Regions from separate parts of the Mus musculus genome. Here regions 1 and 3 are each linked to region 2. The links are chromatin loops, found by intact Hi-C in ENCODE. Cell type or tissue: heart. All regions are shown on one strand. Region 1 has its middle 3.5 kb from the start of 1700056E22Rik. Region 2 has its middle 93 kb from the start of Gm34177. Region 3 has its middle 24 kb from the start of Hhipl2.

Evidence for each region. Hi-C counts contacts between places; a loop is a spot of excess contacts. Peaks named below come from ENCODE experiments on the same cell type or tissue, not always from the same donor. Only the 100,000 strongest peaks of a DNase experiment are listed, where the experiment ranks them.
Region 1: it touches region 2 in a loop (9-fold over the local background); 13 of 42 quality-filtered maps call a loop at or near these places.
Region 3: it touches region 2 in a loop (9-fold over the local background); 5 of 42 quality-filtered maps call a loop at or near these places.

Annotation. Positions count from the first base shown.
Region 1 is chr1:184,029,276-184,031,775 of GRCm38, forward strand. No RefSeq gene overlaps it. Among named protein-coding and RNA genes, the nearest start is that of 1700056E22Rik, 3.5 kb to the right of the region's middle. In heart, no CTCF peak of the experiment used is centred here; no DNase peak of the experiment used is centred here.
Region 2 is chr1:184,234,858-184,237,357 of GRCm38, forward strand. No RefSeq gene overlaps it. Among named protein-coding and RNA genes, the nearest start is that of Gm34177, 93 kb to the right of the region's middle. In heart, a CTCF peak has its summit at 946 (motif pointing left); a DNase peak (open chromatin) is centred at 934; H3K4me3 peaks cover 737 bases; H3K27ac peaks cover 1,287 bases.
Region 3 is chr1:183,441,020-183,443,519 of GRCm38, forward strand. No RefSeq gene overlaps it. Among named protein-coding and RNA genes, the nearest start is that of Hhipl2, 24 kb to the left of the region's middle. In heart, a CTCF peak has its summit at 1,250 (motif pointing right); a DNase peak (open chromatin) is centred at 1,302.

The DNA.
Region 1 (2,500 bases), 210 kb before region 2:
TGCTAGTATATGACATGGTGTCAGCGTTTGGAAGCTGATTATGGGATGGAACCCTGGATATGGCAGGCTCTAGATGGTCCATCCTTTCGTCACAGCTCCAAACTTTGCCTCTGTAACTCCTTCTATGGGTGTTTTGTTCCCAATTCTAAGGAGGGGCAAAGTGGTCTTTGTTCTTCTTGAGTTTCATGCGTTTAGCAAATTGTATCTTATATCTTGGGTATCCTAAGTTTCTGGGCTAATATCCACTTATCAGTGAGTACATATCACGTGAGTTCTTTTGTGATTGGGTTACCTCACTCAGGATGATACCCTCCAGGTCCATCCATTTGCCTAGGAATTTCATAAACTCATTGTTTTTAATAGCTGAGTAGTACTCCATTGTGTAAATGTACCACATTTTCTGTATCCATTCCTCTGTTGAGGGGCATCTGGGTTCTTTCCAGCTTCTGGCTATTATAAATAAGGCTACTATGAACATAGTGGAGCATGTGTCCTTCTTACCGGTTAGAACATCTTCTGGATATATGCCCAGGAGCCATCTCTATTTTTAACATACCTGCATTTAGAGATTTCCATTGGTAACATGATATTGGTGCTCAAAATGCGTTGAATTTGGAAGCATTTTGCATTTCCAGATTGAGAATGTTCAACGCCTGTTTAGACCTGAAGTCCTGGGATGGTTAGCAATGTCACACAGTGCTTGTTTCCCTTCCAGTACCCTACCTCAGTAAGATCACCTGCAGCTCCGAGCCAGACCTTGGCAGTGACTTCTAAGGTTGAAACTCAGTGGTTCGGCTTGTTGGGGGGGCAGGAGGAATGTGGACAGCGTTTAGTGTGGCAACACATCGTACTCATTAGAAGCCATCAGTTCACTATGAACTGGCTCATACGTTAGGCATTATCAAGACCGTTGGGCCTACCAGAATGCTCTTCTGACAAAGAGCAGCAGATATTTGTGACATCACAAGGCAGTGGCAGTCCACGGGGCAGGAGCAAAGACAGCTTCAGAGAAAGGGTCTTGCTGCCTAAGTGAAGACAAGGGGACTGGGCCTCACCTGTCCAGCCAGTCACCTCTGTGCGGCCAATGGAGGTCAGGCTTGAGTTTTGAAGAGATGTCTGGGCCAAGTCCTGTATCAAACATGGTTTGGGCTTATGCTATCTTTATCTCTGGGCCTCTAATTGATCTCAAAGATACACAGACAATACAGATGGAGCTGTCAGGCTCTCTCTCTTATGACAAAAGATGGCTTTGTGGTCTCTTGAGTAAAACATGCCCCTGGCCCCCATCTGTAGATCTATATACCTGTGAGGGAGTAAGGGTGTGGTCATATACAGCTGGTCTCCACTCCCAGTCACAAGGCCCCACTTCCTTCTAGTTCATCTTGTCAGATAGCCTAGAGGGCCTCTGAAATCCTAGTAGAGTGGTTATCTTCAACATCCAAGTGGCTTCAGATGAAAGCAGCCGTGGCAGGTTCCAGAATGGTGTCATCCAGCAAAAATGGAGTAAATAAATCATCTTAGGCGCTCTCCTAGTCACATGTGAACTAAAAGATGAGTGAAATTGATTTTAATGACATGCTATGAAACCTAGTATATCAAAAAACATAAGCAACACAGACATAATATCCTTTATGTGTTTCACAGGTTTTCAAAATCCAATGTGTGTTCTAGACTTGATGTGTCTTGGTTCCAACCAATCACATTTCAGGTGTTCAAAGTCACATGTAAATGGCCACCATTCTACACTACAAATGTTTGCTCCTTACAGGTAGTAGTGAAGATAAACACTCCTGCCTCTAGGGCTACAACTTACTCCTAATGACAGAGTGCAAGATCTGACGACTAATTCAGTCTCAGCAGTTAAAAACAGAACTTCACTTCCCAGAGTTCTTGAGTCTGAGGAGACAGATTAAGGCCTCTGGTGAGGGCCTAGCCTCTGCTTCCAAGATGCACTGTCACCGTGTAACTGGGAAGAAATGAACACGACATATACACAGGGCAGAGAGGACACAATAATTCCCTTCCCAGTTCCATCTGCAAAGGCCCTGCCCTCATGGCATTACCACCTCAGACAAGTGTCTATCCCTTAATACTATCACACTGAGGACTGAAGTTCAACATGCGAGTGGACCTTCGTGGCCTCTTTCTCCAGGGGCTGCTCCTAGCCCAGGTCTAGGCTGGCGAGGGTTGTGAAGTATTTCCCAGGCGTACTCCTGGGACTTCATCTCCTACTTCCTCCTTTCTATTCCCCAGTGCCTTCCCTATTTGCTGATTGAATGCCACCTTACCTGGGGATTTAACTTTGCCAAACTCCCTTTCCCTAACCGAATCCGGGAATCTATCTTGGCCTTCAGGGCTATTGAAGACCTCACCATTCTGCCACCAAGCACCTGACTTAACCTCTTGAACATGCCCTGTATCAGTCTGTTTTCTGTCTCTGATCTTGGCCACAATTAGCTTTGTCCTTCAGCTCTAACACACAGCACAAGGATCTGGTAGA
Region 2 (2,500 bases):
TTAGGATTTAGCCTCTGTAAGTACAACACACACACACACACACACACACACACACACACACACACACACATTTATGGAGAGAAAGAGACACAAATAAATAACCTATCTCTTTACCGTGTGTGTATTTTCATATTATTCCTGGAACATACACTCAATGTATCTTGAACATGTCAATACTAATTTATCTGTATATAGCATATATATCTTGAATGTATGCCAATATCATATAAGTCTATCAGTCTATCTTCCATCCCTCTGTCCATTTCCTCTTGTTTTCCCTATCCGTGGAACTCTGAATACTGCATACACCCGGGAAAATCTTTGAGAACATGACATTTATGCTGAGCTCTGAAGATTATAATAAAAAAAGGAGCCAGAAAAATAATTCTAGCAAAATGGGAATGTGACAATAAAGCCGGAGGCGGGAAGAACCAGCGCACAGGCAATTATCGGGAAACTAGACTAGAGAGGGAAGCAGAGCCCAGGCAAGGAAGGAGCTTGAAGCCTGCTCCTGAAAGTGTCAAAAAGCTGAACACCCGGCTTTCAGTAAATGTCTGTTTGACAAAATGAGTTCCTGGTAAGTAATTTCCAAAACAGCGAGAGCAGTCCTCAGACTCTGGAACAAACACACGACTGTTTTTATCCCCATTCTTTGATGGTTTTCACAGAGGTGAGCGTGCTGGAAGGGGAGGAAGCTGATAAAAGCTGGCCGCATCCTCTCAGACCATTGGAGGACAGGAAGATGGGAGAGCAGCCTTCCGCCTCGCCAGGCGTTCCCTAACATTTTATCAGTTTGGCGGGTTTTGTCTGCATTTTGCAGAACATGCAGGCAGTGGTGATGATCCCTTTTATCTAATATCCTCAGCAGAGGTCACAGGCTTAACAGGAACCGGGAAACTCCTCCCGGCAAGCCAGTCCCGGCTCTGCACAAGAGCGCCCTCTTCTGTGCAGTCACAGACTGGCCCTCGGAGGAAGGTTGAAAGGACCCGTCAGGCAGGCCAGGGGCCCCAGTGAGCCCACAATCTGGTAGTCAGAGGAGTTAAAGGGCGTCCTTATGGACCGCCTTTACCCCACGGAGGTGCGCACATTCAGGATCCTTCTAGAATTAGCCATGAGAGTGAAAGGGGTGAAGAGATTGAGTTCAGGCCACTTCCTGAAAAGAGAAAGGAAGCGCTTTCCAGCTGGGGAGAATCTACTTCCTGGTTCAACAGGAGAAATGGAAAAGGATGGATACCCAGATACAGTCCTGTCAGAATCCATGGTCAGAGGGATGCACAGAAGTGAACAAGGAGGGGTAGGCCGACATGTGCCCTGTGCCGACAGAGATGGGGGAGGTCAGCATGTCTGCAGCCAGCCCTGGAGTCACATAGATGAGGAAACTGGACCTCTGGGACAATTCAACACCTGCTGCCTGCAGTGTTTCTTGCCTTCTCACTCCTGTGAACCCCTCTCTGCTCCCCAAAGACTTTCACCTCCACTTTCACATCATCAGTACATATATGGTTCTATGTGCCTGCCACACGAAGAACCCACATATGGAAGAAAACGTGTGTTGTTTGGTCTAGAACACACCATCAGATCCTCAAAATAATCATGCCAATCAAATAGGCTAGATATATACTCCCAGTGTGTTCAAAGAACTGAAGCCCAGAGACGCGAGCGATTTCTCCGCAGACACACAGCAAATACAAGAACTAAGAGAAGCACGTTGTTAAGGAAATGCACGTGTCATCCTGTTAGAGACAAATCTGAGCAGCAGGAGGGAGCCAATGGTCATTATAGATGTTGCTGAGGGGACAATGCAGATTTTAGTGACTGTTAAGGCTTGGGTTTGGAAGGCTCACAGTCACTTCCGTTACTGTTCAGGTCTTTAAGCTAAGACAACAGTGTGAGTGTGGGTCTGGAGAGGTCAGATCTCACTGTCATTCCTCTGATGTCATACACCTGGTTTTGAGACATCTCACTGGCCTGGAACTTATCAGGGAGGTAAGGTTGGCTGGTGCTGGAAACCTGTGGTTCTGCCTGCTTCCACCTTCCCAAACCCCAGGGTCTGCCTGTCTCTATCTCCTCAATCCCCAGGACTCTGCCTGTCTCCTCTCCAGCAGACATCGCAGGCAGACACCACCATGCCTGGCTTTTTATATGGGCTCTGAGGGGTTGAACTTAATCCTCATGCTTATAAGGCAAGCAAGCCCTTTACTGACATCGCGGTTGGCTGCTGCACCAGCTCAGTCAGAGCACCTACACTGCACGGTTGCAAAGGCCTTTGACTCTTCCCAGAGTGTCACAGCCAGTGGGATTGCTCGGGATAAGCAGAAGGCAGAGAAAGAAACACCGAGGAAGAGCGCTTCAATTCTCCTTCCTTCCCGAGTTTCCCTTGTCCTCACCCTTGAGGGTAGCAGACCCCTGACTTTTATTTCCTCTGTTTCACTTCTGACTGCATAGACATGTCTTTGGAGATTGATCCCTCCCCGCTCCTTTCCCCACAACAGAAAAAAGA
Region 3 (2,500 bases), 790 kb before region 2:
AACCTGAGCTCCAGACCCAGGGTTTTCAATCAGGGGTGGTTTTGCACCTCCCAGCCCAGGGAAACAATGGCAATACCTGCAGACACTTTGATAGTTGTAACAGGATGGAGTCGGGGGTTGGGGTTGCGACTGGCATTTCCTCAGCAAAAGATAGGGGTACTGTTAGATGCTTGTGGTGAGCAGACAGCTTCACAGTAACACAGACCGCTTTGACCCAGTGGTGCCAAGGTCAAGAAATCTCAGTCTCTACATATCTGTAAGGCACTGGAAGTCTGGAGCTGGCAGTGCTGAACCAGCTCGGGCTTCATGCAGCGACAGAGCATCAGCAAGGGCTGTAGAGGCCGCCTGTCCAGAAGCCTATCTATTCTCTTTTGTTTTTTCTCTCATGATCATGTATTTTTTAAATTTCCTTTGATAGCAGTGCCATACATGTGGAGACCAGAGGATGCATTTGAACTGATAAGGACTAGGTAGAACTGAAGGGCTAGATGGAATGTTAAGGCCTAGGTATAACGTTAAGCCTAAGTAACTCTTACGTGGCTAGCCTGCCATTTTGCGCTGTTACTAGTATTATAAGGAAACTTCCTTATGTGCAAGTTGATTGCATATTCTCTTAAATTCTTTGCTCTTGGAAACTGAGCACAACAGAGGTTAGTTAGAACTGCTCTGTATAGTTAGCCAAAATGAGCTTTGACCCAAATCAGCCAATCAGCAGCACTTCCTGCATATGTGTATAAGCTTGTATGGTATCTGCTTTTATAAGCTGCCCCTGGTGTGAGCCTGAGCATAAGAGAGACATCTGCATCTATTAGAAATAAGACTTCTATTTTGAGTAAGTGTTGAGAGGCTACCGTGGAAAACACCTTCTACCTCTTTCTTGCACGTGAAGAGCAGAGTACTGGGAGAATATTCTTGTACTCCAAGTTCAGAGACCATGGTCAGGAAGGCTAAATAAAGACAAGAGGGCCACCTCTCTCCGTGTCTGTGCTGGGGACACCTGGAGACCACATCGGCTTCTCTGCCTTGAGTTCATCATTTGTAAGCAACAGCTGCTAAGGAGAAAGGGTGGGGCAGGGCTGGCAAGTGAAGAACTCGCCCAGCTTCCTTGTTGGTGACACAGTCGTCGCTTGTTTACATTAAAGATAAAAAGGGCACAGCACAAGACTGCCAGGCAAAGTCTGGTGAGTAAGTAGAGAAGAATTCGGAGAAAACTTTCCTTACAAGAGGACCTCGTTGTCCTCTTGGCTGCAGTTAAGTGAGTAGTCAGTAGGTGGCGCTAGGTCACCACATAAGAGATTGCCTGCCCTGGCTGCAAATCAGTCTTGGAGCTCACACACTCCTCCTGAGAGAGGAAAATAGAGTAACAGGAGAGATTTAGTTCTTAAAATAAGTCAGCAGCCTAGTGAAGCAAGCACGACCACGGCAGGTACATTTTCTTGCTTGAACTGGCGGAGAAGGACGTTTGCTGCCAGGGGCTCTGGTTGCAGATTCCAAAGGATCAAAACACAAACGTAGATGAAGTCTCTCAGCAGGCCTGGCTTCACAGGTGAATCTGAGCCATCTGGTGCTGGCCGTACCGGCCCTAAGAATGCGATCCAGCAGGGACAGTATTCTGTGGTGACAGTTCAGAGGGAAGGGCTTTGTCACCCAGGCCCCTGTTTTCGCTGTCAGTGCTGATGCTGGGACCCCAGCTTGCGACCGTTTAGTAGACTTAAAGATTTAACGTGATCAGGCTATTTCTGGATAATGGTTTCTGCTTCCTTGCCTGGGGACTGAGCAAAAGACTCAAGAAAAAGGACCCCGAATAGCAGGTTGAAATGGTGCAGAAGAGTCTCCCCGATATTGAGAACTATGTTCCTGGAAAATGGGGCAGAGCAGGTTCTGGTATTTTGAGAGAGTCAAATACCCGATCATTATAGCACAGATTTGACAGAAAGAAAGGGGAGGAGAAAGATGGCGGGCTAAAGACACAGCAGGGTGGTAGGAATATATCAATTATACATAGTAACATAATAATATATTAATTATACATAATAGTTTCACTGTATTTCCATACACACATCTAAAGCATCTGCTATATTCACTCTCTCTTGTTCCCACCCCATCCAACCTGGTCCCCTCCCTCTTCCTAACACCCACTCCCCCCTTTCAACTTTCATGTTGTTTTTTGTTGCCGTTGGCCCGGTGCATTTCACTAGGATGCTTAGAGGATGAAAGGTTGTTTACTGGAACACAGGCAACTTAGTGTTGGTCACACCACTGAAGAAAGTGTTTTCCCTTCCCCCAGTAGCCATGAGCTGCTCAGAGCTCCTCAGAGAGGAGTTGGGTCTCTAGAGCCCCTCTTCCCTCCTAAGATGCTGATGGCCTTGTCCGGTGTAGGTCATCACAACGGCTGTGAGCTCAGACATGTAATTACCATGTCGTGCCTAGAAGACAGTGCTCCCAAGCAAAGAATTTTGTTTCTTAAATATGTGGGTGACCTTTGGGTGTATATCACTCC